Regions from separate parts of the Homo sapiens genome. Here regions 2, 3, 4 and 5 are each linked to region 1. Evidence: chromatin contacts called from ENCODE Hi-C or POLR2A ChIA-PET data. All regions are on one chromosome and are shown on one strand. The core of a region is the stretch at or near the end of the contact, and the rest is flanking DNA. Distances in the headings are between cores, read along the strand shown.

Region 1 (3,588 bases), core at 1,089-3,588:
GGGGCTGCTGCCGCCGCTATTCCCCCGCCACCCCTCCCCAACGCCTGCTGGTTTCCGGGGCCGGCCAGGAAGTGGAGGGCGGTGATGGGCAGCCTGTTTTGCCAATCGTCTCCCAGAAACTCTGGCATCTCCTCCCCACATCTACCAGTGTCCTCTTGCGAGCCCCGCCCCAGGGCTCTCCCTCGGTCTTTGCCCCCATCTCTGGCTCCAGCTGCATCTTTTTTTTCTCTAACTCCCTTTCAGCTCTGGATCCCCTGGTGCTGTATTCCTCCTTCCGCACATTCCTTCCTTTATTCTCCATCAGCTCTCTTTTAACTGCCACTTTTACTTGGTCTCTTTTTTTCTCAACTCCGGTTATCTGCTGCTTATTCCCCCCAACTATTCTTAAGGACCCCTTTTCCCGTACCCATTCAATTCTAAACATTTATCAAGCATCTACCTACCATATGACAAGCATTAAGTTCACCTCTCTTCTTTTTCTCTCCAGGACTCCATCTCACTCCATCTCACTCTCCAGTCCTCTGGTCTGGTTTCCTTTGCCCTTTGTCCCTCACTATCTCCCAGCAGTCCAGCTCCCCCCTCCACCTGCCTTCTCTGGCCTTTAAAGAGAAGAGATCTCTTTGGCCTTATCCCTGACCCTTTCCTTTTCCATGCTCTTTTACCTCTGTACCTTTTCTTTCCTACTTCCTTCGTATCAGTCTCCTTACTTGCCCAAGCTGAGACAACCCCTTCTCACAACATACAATATGGGTACATCTTTTCTTCCAATGGAAATTTGGCTTCAGGGGTGCTTTCTAGAAAAATAAAAAGTGAGGAAGAATGCCGATTCCTCTGGAATGCGCGTGCCTCCTTAATTTGGTAGCCATGTATCTAGTTTTCCACCCCCTCTTCTCTTCCTCCACTCCCATTATCCCTTTACTAGGATCATTCCATCACTTCACTCTCCTTCATTTCCACCTTTCCCTCTCAATATCTTCCTTCCTAAACCTCAAGCTTCCTGAATCCTCATCTGCCCCAGTCCTTCTTTACGCAACTGCTAACTTCTCATCTTTCCTTACTCTTGAGTCACATGGGATCTTTTATCAAGGTCCCCCCTCTAGCCACACCTTTACCCTGCATTAGTTTACATGCCCTCGGGAAGAGGATTGGTAGTGGGAGGACTGTTACCTAATTCTGCTCCTTTAGTCACAGTGAGGGTCAGTGATTGTAGGAAAAGCCCAAACTCCCCGGGGTCCAACCTGGGAAGAAGACCCTATTTCTGATGGGCAAATTATAAAGAGGAAAGGGCGGGTCTAGCCTCCGCGGGTCTCCTTAAAAGGGGCGGGCTTTGTCCCTTTTGCACCACTCACAAAGGGGTTGAGCCCAGAGCTTTCCTGCTCTGAAGGTTTAAAACGGAGTTGAAGTCAATCCTGTTCTACTCTGTGTACAACATTAAGAAAGGGGTGGGCCTTTAGTTCAGTTTTGCTCTGTAAATCACCTAATATGGGGAGGGCTGAGTCGTCCAGCCGAATGAGTTGGGTTAACACCAGCGCCGCAGATCGATGTTCCCACTATCCAAACGTCGGGCTAATCCCAGTTCTGCTCCCTTAACTAAAAGGGAGGGGCAGACCCAAGTTCTGCTCTCTACGTCACCAAAGGAGGTTGGAGCCATTTTGAACCCTGCGACCCTAGTGTTTTCCCTCTTTTCCTAGCTCTTCGCCGTCTTTCCCGATGTCGGCCAATCAGGGGAAAAGGAAAAGGCCCAATCAGCAGAAAGTCCACAGCTGAAGGACCCGGATGAAGCGAGCCTAGGACTTTGAAGTGCAAGCCTCGCCAATTGTAGAGCAGTCACCATGGCGACAAGATAGGGGTGAAGAGGTGGAAAAAGAGAAGGTTAAACCCTCACAGGATTGGCCCACCCCCGTCCCGCCGCGTGCTGCGCAGGCGCGTTTTACCTAACCACCATTTTCCGTCAAGTTTTAGCCAATGAGTTGATTTGGAGCCATACGCTCCAAAGTCCAATAGCAATCCGGACATTCTCTAAAAGAGGAAGCGAAGGAAAGAAAGGGGCTTATAGTGGGCGAGGTCTATAGGTAGTCCCGAGCAAATTGCTTATGGCTTTGGTTATGACTGACAACTACTCAGACGAATAAAGCCCTCCTTGGCCAGGCGACAGCGTGTAGCGAGTTATTACCAATCCCTTGGCATTGCACATTGACTTAGACCGTATCAGCCAATAGCCATTGTGCGAAGGCAGGACTGCACTAACCTTTTCCCGCCCCTACCCTTTGGGCCAATCCTTTCTTTTGAATTCTTTGTGACTGGCAGGCATTCAGACCAATAGTGATTAGGAAACCTTGAAGCCTGCCCAACGATCGTGGGCAGGAGGTGGTTTCTGGTTTGTTGGGGCGTGTGTATGTGTATTTGGGGGGACTGAAGGGTACGTGGGGCGAAACAAAACCGGCCATGGCAGCAGCGGAGGAGGAGGACGGGGGCCCCGAAGGGCCAAATCGCGAGCGGGGCGGGGCGGGCGCGACCTTCGAATGTAATATATGTTTGGAGACTGCTCGGGAAGCTGTGGTCAGTGTGTGTGGCCACCTGTACTGGTGAGAATCGAGGAGGGGGGCGGGAGGTGGTGGGTCTCGCTTATATACTGGAGAGGCTAGGAGCGAATAATCATACAGTCATACAGATAATCGGAGGGCACGTTCCCATAGGTGAAGCCCGACAGGAGACATAAGACTTTGCTGGTATGTGTGGGTGGGAGTATAACGGTCGAGATCTGTGGAAAGAAAGGTCTTAGGAACCAGGAGCTGAGGCACGTGATGTGCTGAGAAGAGAAGGTGGGGCGGGGAGTGGCAGGACAATGTGAGACCCGAGCCACCTTACCCCAGAGAAGTGAGGGGTCTTAGCTGTGCAGGTGGAAACAAGTGAGACACAAAGGTTAAGGGAGGCACGCATCAGTTGAGTCGGGGAGAACCAGGAAATATGGATCACATTCAGATGAGATCTGGGAGGGGGCTGGTATAAGGGCACTGTGGAGAGGCAGACTTGAAAGGTTAAAGGGTCATAAAGATAGGGACATTATTGAGCTTGAAAGTGAGTAATGGGGGAATGTGCTAGTAAAGGGGTTTGGTTTGGAGTGATGGGGTTGGGGTTGAAAAGAGGAGACCCAGAAAGAGGTGGCTGAAGGAAATTAGAAATTAACTTGAAAGGCAGAAAAGAGAGGGCACGAAAATTTGTATGTGTTTGTTGGGGAGAGGAGAAAGGAGAGGGTTGAGTGTGTTGAGGATGGACAGAGCTTTAGGTGTTGGAAGATCAGACAAGCAGGAAGGCTAACTAAGTTGGCTGGCATGGTAGAGGTTGCAGAAAATCTGAAAAGCAACAGCAGGTTGCTTGGGAAGAGGGGTTAGATGGGATTCTGCGAAGTCTAGGGTCTGTGTCTCTCTTTTCTGTAGCTAGTTTGACCTTTTTTTTTTTTTCTCCCCCATCCAGTTGGCCATGTCTTCATCAGGTGCGTACTCAGGAGATGAAGAGGGAAATGGGGAGGTCTGAGGAGCTGTAAGACCCTCTTGTATACTGGAAACCACCTTTTTTCTCCCCAGTGGC
Region 2 (3,588 bases), core at 393-2,892, 1.6 Mb before region 1:
AAAGCTAGCATTCAATTGCACTAAATGGCTTTTAAAATTATACTCCTAAATTCCACATTTCCCAACCTTTCCACCCTCTATTTAACTGTACCTCCCCCACCAAAAAATATCAAGTTAAAATGTTAATCACTCTTTTGCTTTTAAATACCTATGCAATCTGCAACAATTATAAGACATTCTTTACCTCCCCAACTATTATCTTGTATGTACTGGCACTAAGATTATATTTTGTCCTAAGTGTCTTGCAATCTTTATTCCTAGATTGCCACCTATTTTAACCACACAAATATACCCCAAGCAAATTACATTAAAATTGAGAGGATTTAACAGTCATTTAAAAAGTTATAGCGAGCTATTACTTCTCTCTGCCCATCTCCTTACCCTGCAATCTTTATGTACAGATTGCTTATTAATCTGGCAAATTGAAAGGCACCCTGCTTGTCTCACACACAAAGAAGTGGTACTTCTGGGCCACAAGATCCACCATCTCTTGTATGTGAGCTCATTAACCCTTTTGAAGACTGCTGCTAACCAGAGGAAGGTAACCATTCCTCCTTATATAAACACATATGGCTTTGGCAGTCTGGAAATTGGCTGGATTACCAAGGGTTAACCATCAAAATCCTCACTTGCTGGCCCTCCCTCCACCCTCTCTTTGCCTGCAGCAAGGCAGGGAAGAGATAGGTGGTAGGGGAGAGAGAACAAGACTGTTTAGACCCACAGGCCCTTTTTAATGGAGATTAAGTGACCAGATTGGTCCTTCTCCAGTTCTCTATTTGTTCTATGGTCTCATTTCTTCCTCTCATTATTTTTGGTTTCACAACGGGAAACGTTGATTTCTTGTTGCAAGGCTGGTTTTTGAAAATTCGACACTTACTATCCAATTTTTTTGCGACGTCAGCACCTCGGGCTCAGGGGGGAGGGGGTAAAATTTTGGAGGAAAAAAAATAAAACAACCAACCAGGACCCAAAACTCAATTATTTAGGGGGCCTCATTGGATCAAAAAGTCTTTTAAAAAATAAAGGCCAACTCAGTATTCATTTCCCCCCCACCCAACTCCATTTAGGGAGGGGGGTCGCAGAAAAAAGTTCTGAGTGGATTCAAAAAAGTAAACGCTGGATGAGTGAATTTGGGTGGTTTGGGAAGGGAGGGTGGTTGATTATTTTTGAAGTTATGTAGTGACGGTCCTTCGGCCACAGATTTCAAGTCCCAAGCAGCGTGGGCTGGTGGGGTGGGCAAGATAGGTGGGAAGGGGCAGAAGACACAAGTGGTTGGGCTGGTGGCTGCTGTTTTCCCTTTCCCCCCTCTCTCAGGATCCTTTCAAGGGCTTAGATGTTGCTGCGGCTTGTTTCTGTTTTCCTCGTGGCCGGCCTGTCTTTCTCCGAGAAAATTCAAACCTGGGATAAAAGGAACACAAGGGAGAAAGATGTAATCAGTACGGGTTGCTTCAAAACACTCACAAATGCCATCTTTGTTGTCCCCAAACAAACCTGTGTCCCATCCTGATCGCAACCGCTTTAAGCCGTGGCTCTCAAATGAACCCATCCATCCCTATCCCGCTTCCCAGATCCAACGCTCTCCGCAAAATTTTACCCACTAGACGACAAAGTAGGCAAACTTACCTCTAAACGAACCCCAGAATGGCGGCCGCCCGCTCGGGTGGAGTCTTTTATACCCGGACGCCGCCCAACGCGCCCAAACGTGCTAGTGAAACGCCCTTGTCGCGAGACATTATACGCGAGGCGTGAACTCATTGGTCAACCCAAATGACAACTCGCCAACTGATTGGCTACTCTCACTTCACCTTTGCTCCGCCCCTTTCCCTGGCACTCTCTTCCGCCTCCTTCCTGCCTCCCTGTCGCGTGCGCGTGACCAGGAGCCTAGCACCTCCCTTTCCTCTGCTTCCGCCACTTCCGCCCTGGAGAACATTTCTCACCCAGGATTGGTAGAAACCTAAGAGCGCATGCGCACTGAGAGGATACCGCTAAAAATCGCCTTCAAAATTGCTTAAAAGGCAAACTTTAACAATGCGATCTAAGAGTCGTAGTGACTGGCCAAAAAAAACCGCAATTTTGGGGTCTAATTCGATTGTGACGCAGTTGAAATTAGCTTCTCCCCCATGCCTTCCCTTTCACGCTTCCGTCCTGACGCAAACGTGGGGCCGCCTTCCGCACTGCGGGCTTGTCCTTGGCCCTGCCCTACTCAGTTTCCTGAAGCATGCGCAGTTGCCTTTCCGTCAATTCCTGTCCTGGGCGTACGTCAAGATGGCGGCGTCTGTATTAAACACCGTGCTGAGGCGGCTTCCTATGCTATCTCTCTTCCGAGGTTCTCACAGAGTTCAGGTAACTCTTCGAAAGACATTTTGCACAACCTCAAGTTGGTTATACCTTCTCGAGGTTGTCGCTCCACTGTCAGGAATCCACGAGTGGAGACCTTCCCACGTGTGTCTTAGCTGTCTAGGCAGTACTTCCTGCAACCCCCCCCCCACACCCCGCGCATTTTCTAATCCCGAGCCGAGGACTAAACGCCAGGGTTAGGTATCATCCTTTTTCCAAAATGCCATTTCAGTAAAATAACTTAAGTGATGGAATTGACCCCTGTCCACCCTCAGTCATGCATAACCAGCTTTTTAAAAATTATTTAACTAATTAAGGGGCCATGCTAATCTCTGTATCGTTGCAATTTTAGCATAACATATGTACTCCCCAAGCGAGCGCCACAACCAGCTGTTAACTATGCAAGTGGTGACTAAATCTGTGTTGCTCTGGAATGTCCTTGGGGAAATTAGGGATCCCAATTTCTACCAACCTTGCTATTTCTCAATAAGGTCAGGATATATTCTTACGACCTGAGGACAGTTTCTCAGCTCTCTTTATTAAATCAGTTTCTTATCGGAGTTATGAGAGCTTAACTCCGTCCTTTGAATTGAGGTTTCCCTCCAGTCTTGTGTACTCACCTCTCTGGAGGTTCTTGGTGGGGCACGGTGAGATAGGAAGGCTTGCCCAGCTGCCACTCCCTAAAGTGGGACTGAAGAGTGGTGACAGAGGTCAACACAGAAATAATAACAGCCTTGGTAGCTTTAAAACTAGCGTTAGGACTCAAGTTTGTTCTGCCCTGTAGAATGTTGACCTTCAGCTTTTATGAAAATGGGCAACTCAGTGACTTCATTGGATTGATTTGGAGACTCACCTGTCTTCTGCATCCCCTCCCCACCACACATCTTAGTTCCAAGAACCTAGATATCCTTCCTCTTACTTTATTCTTCCACCAGAGTCAATTTATTTCCAAAAAGCAAGAATACCTTTTATGTACTAGATTTTTTTTTCTTTTTTCTTTACACGAAATCTCACTCTGTTGCCAGGTTGGAGTGTAGTGGCGCAATCTTGGCTCACTGCAACCTCCGCCTCCCGGGTTCAAGTGATTCTCTTGCCTCAGCCTCCCGAGTAGCTGGGACTACAGGCGCATGCCACCACGCCGAACTAATTTTTGTATTTTTAGTAGAGATAAGGTTTCACCATGTTGGCCAGGATGGTCTCGATGTCTTGACCTCATGATCCGCCTGCCTGGGCCTCCCAAAGTGCTGGGAT
Region 3 (3,588 bases), core at 783-3,282, 1.4 Mb after region 1:
TCACATGTTACTCACCAGATGCCACATACACACTTAGCCACACGCACGTTCACACTCTCACATGCATCCATTTGGTGCCTGCCCACGTCCATTGCCAAATCCCATACTCCAGGTAAAGGGAGGTTGTATGGTTTCAGTCTCTTCAGCTATGAAGTGGCCTTTCCTAGAAAAGTCCAGTTTTTGCCTGTTAGTCCATCACCTGATCTTGGTAATGGGGGCGGGGTGCCCCTTCATTGGATCACTCATAAAATATGCCAGGGATCTGCTTCAGTAGGCCAAATCATTACTTTTTGTTCTCTCTCTTTTTTTTTTGAGACAGAGTTTCACTCTTGTTGCCCAGGCTAGAGTGCAATGGCACTATCTCAGCTCACTGCAACCTCTGCCTCCCGAGTTCAAGCGATTCTCCTGCCTCAGCCTCCACAGTAGCTGGAATTAGAGGCATGCACCACCATGCCCGGCTAATTTTTTGTATTTTTAGTAGAGACAGGGTTTCTCGATGTTGGTCAGGCCGATCTCGAACTCCTGACCTCATGATCTGCCCACCTTGGCCTCCCAAAGTGCTGGGATTCAGGCATGAGCCACTGCGCCCAGCCTGTTGTATTATTTTCTAGTGAACTGAATCCCCTGTCCTCTCACGTCTTACTTTTATATCCCAGGAGTCCAGTGTTCACCTTTAACGTGTCCAGCAACAGCTCAACACACCCCAGGAGAAGCTGGGTTTTGCTGATTCTGGTTCCTGACCTTTGGGCACCTCCAGCAACCTTCAATAACTCCCTTCTCTTTCTCTCTCTCCACACACACACACACGCATGCATGCACGCACACATACACACGCATGCACGCACGCACACACACACACGAAATCATGATTATCCTTATCTGTTCAGCTCAGATAGAATTAAATCCACATTTGGGCCTCGCACTGTGGCTCACGCCTGTAATCCTAGAACTTTGGGAGGCCAAGGTGGGCAGATCATGAGGTCAGGAGTTCGAGACCAGCCTGGCCAGAATGGTGAAACGCCGTCTCTACTAAAAATACAACAACAACAAAAAAAATTAGCCGGGCATGGTGGCGCGTGCCTGTAGTCTCAGCTACTCGGGAGGCTAAGGCAGGAGAATCGCTTGAACCCGGGAGGCGGAGGTTGTAGTGAGCCGAGATTGTGCCACTGCACTCCATCCAACCTAGGTGACAGAGCGAGACTCTGTCTCAAAAAAAAAAAAAAAATTAAATCCACATTTTACAAGCATCTTACAAAATGGGGCCTCTACATCTGAAGTGCATACAACTGGAGCAGGAGGGGTACATTTTTGTCACGGGTGAAAAAACAAAACAAAAACAAAAAAAACTAGTGGATATGGTGGTTTAAGTTTAATGAATACATGTAAATTTATTTTAATGCATTCAGGTGACTATGTCATAATAACTTGTTCAATATACTGAGTGATTTTAGGCTAAGGAAGGATTTTTTCAAATGAAAGGGTTTGGATGGACACTCGGTGACTCTCTAAAATATACTCTTCAGAGGAGGTAAAAATAAATACGTGAAGGTAAAACGGCAGGGTGGGGGTGGGGAGAATGTGAGGCTGTTGTGTGCAAGGAAGGGCGGGTATTCATACTGAAACTGCAGAACTAAGCAGGTGACAGCTGCACACCGCTCCTTTCCCTGGCCGGGCTGCCCCAGCTCAGTGACATCACAGACTGTGACGAACCCAGACGTATTTGGTGGAAACCAAGCCACAATCTCAGAAGCAGCGCACAGTTTGAGTAGAAATGAGTTTTTTTGGTTTCTCTTCCCTAATACCCACAGAGCCCCTACACTCCCGTTATCCTCGCAGCCCCTGGCTGACTGTGTCCGACCTAACTTCTCGCCCCCTGGTTTCAGAATATCCTGGCAGCGGAATAGAGGGCGTTGGGGGGCGGTGCAGGCCAAAACTTTTTGGGCTGCCCCACCCATGCCTTTCCGGTTAGCGTTGCAGCTCCTTAGACGAGTAGGCTAACCACAGCCCACCCGCCTTTCTTCCAGCGATGCAACGATCTGTTCGCCGCTCAATGCCGCATGCTGTTCAAAGCCCAGAGGCTGGAGTGGGTGCGCCCCAAAGGCCCCGCCCAAGGAAGGGCACGCTTGCGTGCTCGCGGCGGCGGCCATCTTGGACTCGGGCAGCCGCCCACTTCTAACCTCTATGGCATCGCTCCGGGAGGGAGGCGACCCCGCACTCTGGGCCTCTTAAACCTGTGCTCGCGAGCCCCACATTGCTCTCCGGCCTCCACGTAAAACTCGAGCCAGTTTCCTGGTGGCAAGTCCTCACTCCTTGGGTGACTCTGAGAAAGCACCCGTTTCCTTATCTGTAAATAGTAGTTTGAGTACCCCCACCCCCGTCTCCTACCTATTATTTGGGCAGATGATGAACTCTCAGCATAAAGCCTGGCACACAGTATGTGTTCTATAAATGTTGTCTGTGAGCTTTTCCTGTACACTGCGGGGTGCCTTGTAGCAACCACCTTCCAGCCACCACTGCCTGCAGCGCCGCCTTTTCCCTTTTCCAAGATCGCGTCTGTACTAGACTCTGAAGACCTTGTGGAGGGAAAAGGGGCTTGGCAAGCCCACCCCAGGAGGGTGAAGGTGAAACTCACGAGTTCTCTTGGACTTGCATGTGACCCTTTTGGAAGGGCGTCAGAAACACAGACCAGGGTGCCCAGGACTGGAAAGACTGTAGATTTTGGAACATTTAAACGCCCCCATGCTTGTTATTTTTATCACCCCTGGCTGGGTACCCATAGGGACTCCCAAGCAGCATAAAACTAGAATGAAAGCCCTGCGTGTGTGCTGACTGTGGAGACATCAGGAAGGGGGAGCTGGGACATTGTGTCCCAGGCAGAGCTAAATGTGGGGGAGAAGGGCCTTTTGGACCAGCGTGGGTGGTAGCCCCAGGGTGGGAGAAGAATTCAGCCCAGGTCAGAGGTAGCCTGTGGGGGTCCTCAGATATGTGCAGCTGCTCCACCAGCTCTGTAGCTAAAGGACCTCCCAGACTTCCTAAAGGGTGGAAACTGCATGAAACCCAACGAGATGAGAGAAGTTCATGGGGAGGGGCGAACGCCTTCCATCGGAGTGGGGGCTGCAGAACCATACTCAGGCCTCTATGGGATTCTAGAGGCCTAGTGTGAGGTTTTATTCAGTAATAAGCCAGATGTATGCCAGGCGTGCCCAGGTTCCCACAGTCTGGCCTGATGGAAAGAGGGGTAGCAGAGAATACAAAAACTAAGTCAGGGTGAGGGGATTGCACAGTTTATTTCCAAACACTCAGAGGATAGGGGGTGGCCTATGGGCTCCATCTGCCTCCCCTCCCTGCATTTGGCTGAATCAAGAACTTCTCCCCCCTGACCCCCAAGACCCTAGGCTGTGCCCAATAGAGAAGGCACTGTCACCCCCCACCCTGAGGAGACCTAGACAGGTGAGGAGCATGGAGGGTGGGGGAACAGAGTTCAAGTATTCACAGTTCCCCCATCTACACCCCTGGATTACACTGTGCCAGAGCCATGAGGGAGGATCCCACCTCTGGGATTCCTAGTGGTGTTGATAGTCCTTCTCC
Region 4 (3,588 bases), core at 74-2,573, 1.1 Mb after region 1:
AAGCTGAGACGGGAAGATTGTTTGAGGAGATCAGGAGTTCAAGGTCAACCTGGGTAACACAGGGAAACCCGTCTAAAGAAAACAAAAAAAGGTAAAAGACAAGACAGTGCAGTGGAGGCCGGACGCAGTGGCTCACGCCTGTAATCCCAGCACTTTGGGAGGCCGAGGTGGGAAGATCACGAGGTCAGGAGATCGAGACCATCCTGGCTAACACAGTGAAACCCCGTCTCTACTAAAAAATACAAAAAATTAGCCGGGCGCGGTGGCGGGCGCCTGTAGTCCCAGCTACTTGGGAGGTTGAGGCAGGAGAATGGCGTGAACCCGGAAGGTGGAGCTTGCAGTGAGCCAAGATCGCGCCACTGCACTCCAGCCTGGGCGACAGAGCAAGACTCCGTCTCAAAAAAAAAAAAAAAAAAAAAAAAGTGCAGTGGAGATGACCGAATGAGGAAAGCTAGGAATTGCAGAGGATAGAGCAGAACTTGCACTTAAATTTAAGACCCTCAGACTCCTGCCATCTTGGGTGTTCTATCACACCTCTGGGGAACCCCAGGCTTTCTAGAAATGTCAAAACACATAGTGTTTACCTGCATGCCAGGTGCAATCTTACACATATTCATCTAATCCTAACGACGATGTATACAATAGGTTCTATCTTCCTCACCTTAAAGGTGTGAGAAATGATGGCACAGAGAAGCTGGTTAACTTGCCCAAGGGCACACAGCGTGTAAGTGGCAGAGATAGAACTCAGGCAGTCTGGCTTCAGAGGCCATGTTCTTAACCTTTACACTATACTACTTCGTGACTCTACCCCAAAATGTGGAGTGAAGTTGAAATTTTGTGCCCCAGAACATGAGTTTCAGCCACTAGGGTCCCGCTCAGGGTCGGGTCTGATCACAGGGAAGGGTACGGGGAGCCAAACAGGTAATATCACGGGTAGCAGCCAAGTTCCCACCCTTGTGCCTAAACCCAGCTCAGGTCTTTCTGAAGCTAGGAGCACCGGAACTACGGAGGAGAAACAGCTCCGCGCTCTCACCAGCGGGCCCTCTTCCTCCTCCATATCTGAGGTCCCAGCCCGCAACACCAGTTCCCGGGCCGCAGCCGCCATGGTCGCAGCGGCGGCCATTCCCCGCAGCCTCACTTCCGGCAACTGTCAGTCCCGGCGAGTCCGTTCCCCGGAGTGGAGCTACAAGTCCCAAAGGGTCTTCCTCAGCGCGAAATCGTTCCCAGATATTTGAGTTAAGTTGTTTGACTCCAGCTGTCCCCTTTCAGCTCTAACCACTTCACCCAACTGCAAATGGAAATATGGAAGTCTGAAACACAAACTAGCCCCGGAACCTTCGCTGTTCTCTTACCTATGAACCTTACGAACTGTAAAGAAAGGCGCACCGGAAGTTGTGGTACCCAAGCCATACTCTCATAAATCCAGCCAGGTCGCGCTGAAACAGTTTCCGGAAGCACTTCTCCTAGATCGCACCGCCTCTTCCTCCTGGAAGCTATATAATGATATCGCGTCACTTCCGCTCTCTCTTCCACAGGAGGCCTACACGCCGCCGCTTGTGCTGCAGCCATGGTAAGACTGGAATCCGTGCCGTGATCCAGCGGCATCGCAGCTCGGGCAAGGAAAGCCGGCTGTCAGGGTTCTGGAAACGTCCTGCCCTGAGGGCCTGCGACTTTCTGTATGGAGCCTTGGATCGCGTCCCTGGAAAGGGACACCAAAGATTTCCAATTCCGGAGAGCGGGCCCGAGGAAGGGTCACTGCTCGGGCGCACGAAAGCTGTCTAAGGCTTGGGCGTATATGGGGAACTCTGGCTTTTGCCACGCACTTTTGGGAATGGGCAGGAGACCTGCTTCCTCTCTCCAGAGGTTGCATTTTCCCAAGCTTGAACGCTTCATGTGCCTACTCTGCAGGACTGAGGAGTTTGCTCTGTGGTGTGAAAACCTAAGGAATGGGGGGCGGGTGTCTTGCCACTTGTGTGACAGGCTTAACCTTTTTGTATGAAGTTCGTTTGCCTTATCGGCCTTACTGTTTGATAGTTTACTGTGTCTGATTTCTTCCCCCGTACTTTTTCAACTAGTCTCTAGTGATCCCTGAAAAGTTCCAGCATATTTTGCGAGTACTCAACACCAACATCGATGGGCGGCGGAAAATAGCCTTTGCCATCACTGCCATTAAGGTAAGTGAAGTAGGGTAAGGAATAGGGAATGTAAATGAGAATTGGGTTGTGAAGACATAAGCAAAAATGAAGCAAGGCTGGGGAGACTTGAGTCTCATCCAGATCACCTTGACTGCTGGATTAAGAAAAGAAAGTGGTTTAGGGAGAGACTGACCCCTTTAGCATTTACCACAGAAAATAAGTGATTAAAGCCAAGATAGTGGTCTAAGGTCAAGCCAAAACATTTCACCTGGGGAAGTGGGGAGGAGGTATGGTTGCTCACCCGAATTCGCTAAGATTTTCCTGAACCACGAGCTTGTGAGATTTCTTCTAGATTCGGTTTCTTTACCCATCCCACCATCATAACAGCAACCCTTCCTGCGAAATTTATATTCCCTGAGAATTGGAGGATTATTGGGCATCTTGAGGGATAAGTAGAAATACCAACAGATAAAAAGTGTGAAGAAGCCTGTAGATGGAGGGTGGAAGAAGTCTGAGTGGGACATTTACTCAGATGAGCCATAATTGACACTCCTTTCCTGTCGAAGTGTGAAGGAGTACATCCATCTTTCTTTGGCTTTTAAGAATCGAATCAATGAATGCAAGAATATTATTTCACTTGAGTATTTCTCTCCACAAACCTAATGAATTCTTGGCTTTCTAGATACATAACGTTCTTTTTTTTTCCCTTAAGTCAGAATGTGTAGTTAGTTGTGGAAATAGCCTACCAGTATGTGTCCATGCGTGCAGGGCTAGGCCTGTCTTCTTGGCTTCTGTTGCATGGTAGGTACTTAGGCGACGTTAGGGAATGGATAGTAGTAGGGATACTGTTGGCTCTGTTGAGGAATTTGTAGAGGGAAATTCCTTCTGTTGGGTGCTCTGTGAAACTAATAAGGCAGTGTGAAATACTGTACTTATTTCAGAGACCGGCTGTGAGGCTTAAGTAGAGGTGCAGCATTCATAAGTGTAATAGAGAATAACCTTCATGGATGTATCTAACTAAAAATTAGAAATCTTATTTCATCTATATCTCTTCCCACACCCATTTTGAAGTAAATCTTTTCACTTGTAAACATATAATTAAATTTGAGGCTTAGTGCAGTGGCTCACTCGGAGGCTGAAGTGGGCGGATCCCCTGAGGTCAGGAGTTCGAGACCAGCCTGGTCAACATGGTGAAACCTCGTCATTTAATTAATAAATTTGAAAGACCCTGCTCTCTTCTGAATCAACCTAATAATTTGACCCTTGGTCATGTTTATTTATTTATCCCGAGACAGAGTCTCACCCCGTCACCCAGGCCGGAGTGCAATGGTGCAATCTTATCTCACTGCAACCTCAGCCTCCCAAGTAGCTGAGATTACAGGCACACGCCCAGCTAATTTTTGTATTTTTAGAAGAGATGGGGTTTCACCATGTTGGTCAAACTGGTCTTAAA
Region 5 (3,588 bases), core at 367-2,866, 1.0 Mb after region 1:
CTTTCCCTTTCCCGAAGGATTGTTCCCTTTCTCTGCCTGGTCTCCCAGGGCAACCCCCGCCGCCGGGTGTGAGAGGAAAGAGTATGTGTCACTGTGTATGCGTGACACTCCGGGTCTTTTTGAAGGGAGGGGTTCGTGCGTCACCCCTTTCCACTGGTTCTGCAGCACCAGTCCCCTCCCCCCAACTCCCTGGGTTCTTATGGTCCCCAAGGGTGATTTGTTCATGGCCCCATCTTGGTGTCCAGTCTGGCCTTGAAAGGGGGTCTTGGAACAGGTGGCCCTCCCCCACCCCTCTCCTTTCTCTGAGTCCCCCCCTCCCCTTTCTCTCCACCTTACAATAGCTGCAGCCGGCCTGGGGTCGGATGGGGGGGATTAGGGGAGGGGGCCAGGATTAGGGGAATGAACCAGCCGATGAAAGGGGCTGGAGAGAGCAGGAGGGAGGGGGCTGGGAAGAGGAGGAGGAAGGGGAGGGGGGTCTGCGCTAATCGACTCTGGCGCCCACATAAGGACTGGCCACGGACTGAAGGAGAGGACAGGGAAGTAGGGGGGAACTGGGGTGGGGGGCGAGGGCACCCACTGCTGCCTTGTCCCAGGGACAGGCCACCCCCTGGCAGCCGCAGCCCAAGTCCGGGAGCCTCAGCTCGGGCGGGGACAAGATGCCCATCAGGGTCTCTAACTGCCCCCCACCCCCTCGCCCTGTATCCCTCTCATTCCCTACACTCAATGGGGATCGCTCTGCCCCTTCCTCTTCTCTTTCCTCCCCATCCCCTTCGTTTACTCTAGAGTCCTCGAAGAGGCTTCTGCCCACTTCCCACTCCAGACATTCTGCCCCTGTGTACCCCACCCACACGCGCACCCCCCCTTCCCAATGGGAGCTCCATCTTGTGTATGTCCCTGTTTCCGCGTGGTGTCTCCATTCCCCCTTTCCTCCCGTGCGCCTCCCTCCCTTCCCCGCCCCGGGCCGCGGCTCCTGATTGTCCAAACGCAATTCTCGAGTCTATGGCTCCGGCCGAGAGTTGAGTCTGGACGTCCCGAGCCGCCGCCCCCAAACCTCGAGCGGGAGAGCGGGTCGGAGGGTCTAGGGAGAGCCAAAGCAGAGGGTGGAGGGAGTCCCCAGGGTGGTAAGGGGAATCCCGGGCACATCGGGACCTAGGTGTGTTCTCAGGACTAGAAGGCTAAAGCGGCAGATCTTTTGCAGCCTTTTCCCCCGGGATCCTGGAATGGGGGTTACGGAGAAGTGAGGGGGGTTGATCCCCAGAGTCGCCAGGGTACGCAGAGTGGGGGAGGTAGCCCTTTTCACGAGCCCTCTGTCCCCTCCTGGGGTCCCAGATATTCCAGGCCCCGGCCCCCCGGAGCTGAGGCCCCGCGTGGGGGCCTCTGGAAGGGAACCGAGGCTAAGGTTGTTGGCCGCGCGACGGTGCTGGGCCGGGGGCGGAGACCGTGGTTCCCTAAGTGGCGCAGAACTCCCGGGACGCAGGATCCTCACGCGGGACGAGCCCGTCCCGTGGGCGGGAGAACCGCGGCGTCCACGTCCCGTCCCACCCGCGCCGCGAATGGTGGGTGACGTCTCCGCCGGCGGGGGGAGCGGGTGTAGCGGAGGAGCAGGCGGAAGTGACGTAGGGCCCCAGCGCCCGGGCCATGGCGGCGGCGGTGGCGGGAGCTGCTGTCTGAGCAGCGGTTGCGGACCGAGCGAACTTGGCCCAGGAGCCCGGGCCTAGGGAGAGGCGCGGCGGCGGCGGGAGCGCGAACGGCTGGAGCTGGGTGAGGGGCAGTGCCGGCGCGGGGGCGGGAGCGGGGGCGGAGAGGGGCGCTTCTGGAGGGGCGGGGTCTACGCGAGGGGCGGCCCCCCTGACGCCCTCCTCCCCTTCCCCCCACCCCCAGCCTTCTTCGCCTTCTCCTCGGCTGTGGAGCCCTGGTGGGGGGTCTGCGCCCGGTCACCATGACGACGCCGGCGAATGCCCAGAATGCCAGCAAAACGTGGGAACTGAGTCTGTATGAGCTGCACCGGACCCCGCAGGTGACAGGCATTCTCCCTTTCAGGCTTACCCCCTCCCCCAAACCCTTATATCCACAGACCGCATCACACAGCTTCTTTTCCGTAATTTGCTCTATTCTGCCTTGCCTGGCCCTACCTTTGAATCACCTTAATCTTTCCAAAGCACTTTCGCATTTAGCTCATTTAATCCTCAAAACAGCCCTGCCAGAGAGGTGGAACAAGTATTATTATCTTCATTTGAAAGATCACAAACACAAAAATTACCTTCCCTGTTCCTCATTCAGTGTCATAAGTCAGTGCACATAAGACTCACTTTGGGAGTTTATTAAAAGCAGAGCTTCATGCCCCCCAACATTCTGATTCAGTAGTGAATTGGGTTCTCAGAATCTGAATTTTTAACAGGCACCCTATGGGGTTCTAATACAGGTAGCACCAGGACTTTAAAAAATTTTGTTGAATAGTTTTTCCCAACCACAGATTTGTGCCATCTTCACTCCTAGGCCACTTAGCCACCTCAGATCCTCCTATTCCAAAGCTCCTACTCTTAGTTAATGGACACTAAAGTCTGTCTTTTCTCCATTTGCTCCAAGTCATCAGTCCTTCTCTTTCTCAGAATTCTTGTCTCCTATAGAGACCAACATGGGTCTTCTCACTGTATTTCTCAAAATTCTTATTTTATGGGCTGCTGTTTCTAAAACCCCTTTCCCTCTAACCCACACCACCTTTCTACTCACTGATGCCTTCAGGAAGCCATAATGGATGGCACAGAGATTGCTGTTTCCCCTCGGTCACTGCATTCAGAACTCATGTGCCCTATCTGCCTGGACATGCTGAAGAATACGATGACCACCAAGGAGTGCCTCCACAGATTCTGCTCTGACTGCATTGTCACAGCCCTACGGAGCGGGTAATAGGAGAGACATGTTTGAGATGAGATGAAGGGGTACAAAGTTAGGGCCCTCTCACTGGTCTTGGTTCAGCCTAGGCTTCAGTTCCCTTGACTGACCACTCAGGGCTTCCCTTCTCCTACCCCAGGAACAAGGAGTGTCCTACCTGCCGAAAGAAGCTGGTGTCCAAGCGATCCCTACGGCCAGACCCCAACTTTGATGCCCTGATCTCTAAGATCTATCCTAGCCGGGAGGAATACGAGGCCCATCAAGACCGAGTGCTTATCCGCCTGAGCCGCCTGCACAACCAGCAGGCATTGAGCTCCAGCATTGAGGAGGGGCTACGCATGCAGGCCATGCACAGGTGTGAGGGTCAGGAGAGAAGCAGAACTGATGGGATGGGTCCGTGGGTCAGTCCTTGTTGCCTGCTAGCTTCTAAGCCTCAGCATCCTAGGAGCTGACCACAGACTGATCATTAGGGCTGGAAATCATGGGTGTAAATTGCAGTTTCTTAGTAAACAACTGGCCCTGCTCTTCTTAAGAAAAATATAGGGCTGGGCACAGTGACTCACATCTGTAATCCCAGCACTTTGGGAGGTGAGGATGGGAGGATCACTTGAGCCCAGGAGTTTGAGACCACCTTGAATAACATAGGGAAATCTCATCTCTACAACAAATTAAACATTTAGCTGGGCATGGTGGCAC

The links. Hi-C counts contacts between places; a loop is a spot of excess contacts on that map. ChIA-PET counts read pairs that join two places held with the same protein, here RNA polymerase II (POLR2A). Pooled maps may share reads with other maps.
Region 2: a loop to region 1 is called in a map of CD8-positive, alpha-beta T cell, with 11 times the contacts of the local background. The contact joins the promoter of PPP1R10 here to the promoter of RNF5 in region 1. A Hi-C loop is called at or near these places in 2 of 168 maps with a recorded cell type or tissue (CD8-positive, alpha-beta T cell and naive thymus-derived CD4-positive, alpha-beta T cell) and 13 of 50 pooled maps. POLR2A ChIA-PET finds 5 or more read pairs at or near these places in 1 of 52 experiments (K562).
Region 3: a loop to region 1 is called in a map of B cell, with 18 times the contacts of the local background. The contact joins the enhancer-like site here to the promoter of RNF5 in region 1. A Hi-C loop is called at or near these places in 2 of 168 maps with a recorded cell type or tissue (B cell and breast epithelium) and 6 of 50 pooled maps.
Region 4: a loop to region 1 is called in a map of CD8-positive, alpha-beta T cell, with 5 times the contacts of the local background. The contact joins the promoter of VPS52 here to the promoter of RNF5 in region 1. A Hi-C loop is called at or near these places in 4 of 168 maps with a recorded cell type or tissue (CD8-positive, alpha-beta T cell, HepG2, gastrocnemius medialis and 1 more), 1 of 37 single-sample maps with no recorded cell type and 13 of 50 pooled maps. POLR2A ChIA-PET finds 5 or more read pairs at or near these places in 1 of 52 experiments (HepG2).
Region 5: a map of heart right ventricle shows a loop between it and region 1 (3-fold over the local background). The contact joins the promoter of RING1 here to the promoter of RNF5 in region 1. A Hi-C loop is called at or near these places in 3 of 168 maps with a recorded cell type or tissue (B cell, heart right ventricle and vagina), 6 of 37 single-sample maps with no recorded cell type and 20 of 50 pooled maps. POLR2A ChIA-PET finds 5 or more read pairs at or near these places in 1 of 52 experiments (HEK293).

The regions. Positions count from the first base shown.
Region 1 is chr6:32,176,067-32,179,654 of GRCh38, forward strand. It overlaps RNF5 (ring finger protein 5), which reads left to right and starts at 2,339. Exons shown (of 6, transcript NM_006913.4): 1 at 2,339-2,585; 2 at 3,475-3,493; 3 at 3,585-3,588. The coding sequence starts at 2,446. It overlaps AGPAT1 (1-acylglycerol-3-phosphate O-acyltransferase 1), which reads right to left and starts at 18. Exons shown (of 7, transcript NM_006411.4): 1 at 1-18. RefSeq lists an enhancer at 2,099-2,627.
Region 2 is chr6:30,615,601-30,619,188 of GRCh38, forward strand. PPP1R10 (protein phosphatase 1 regulatory subunit 10) reads right to left here and starts at 1,643. Exons shown (of 20, transcript NM_002714.4): 1 at 1,624-1,643; 2 at 878-1,398. It overlaps MRPS18B (mitochondrial ribosomal protein S18B), which reads left to right and starts at 2,240. Exons shown (of 7, transcript NM_014046.4): 1 at 2,240-2,343. The coding sequence starts at 2,266. RefSeq lists an enhancer at 1,901-2,469.
Region 3 is chr6:33,569,284-33,572,871 of GRCh38, forward strand. BAK1 (BCL2 antagonist/killer 1) reads right to left here. Exons shown (of 6, transcript NM_001188.4): 6 at 3,269-3,588. Among named protein-coding and RNA genes, the nearest start is that of BAK1, 9.2 kb to the right of the region's middle. RefSeq lists an enhancer at 2,134-2,423. Within about 2 kb of position 2,033, at least 36 of the 41 ENCODE cell types and tissues checked have a DNase peak (open chromatin) inside an H3K27ac peak, as active enhancers do; they include B cell and breast epithelium, where a contact is called at or near this core.
Region 4 is chr6:33,270,553-33,274,140 of GRCh38, forward strand. VPS52 (VPS52 subunit of GARP complex) reads right to left here and starts at 1,324. Exons shown (of 20, transcript NM_022553.6): 1 at 1,034-1,324. The coding sequence starts at 1,123. RPS18 (ribosomal protein S18) reads left to right here and starts at 1,523. Exons shown (of 6, transcript NM_022551.3): 1 at 1,523-1,570; 2 at 2,076-2,174. The coding sequence starts at 1,568.
Region 5 is chr6:33,206,884-33,210,471 of GRCh38, forward strand. RING1 (ring finger protein 1) reads left to right here and starts at 1,617. Exons shown (of 7, transcript NM_002931.4): 1 at 1,617-1,761; 2 at 1,882-2,017; 3 at 2,743-2,903; 4 at 3,032-3,247. The coding sequence starts at 1,940. MIR219A1 (microRNA 219a-1) reads left to right here and starts at 952; the gene lies at 952-1,061.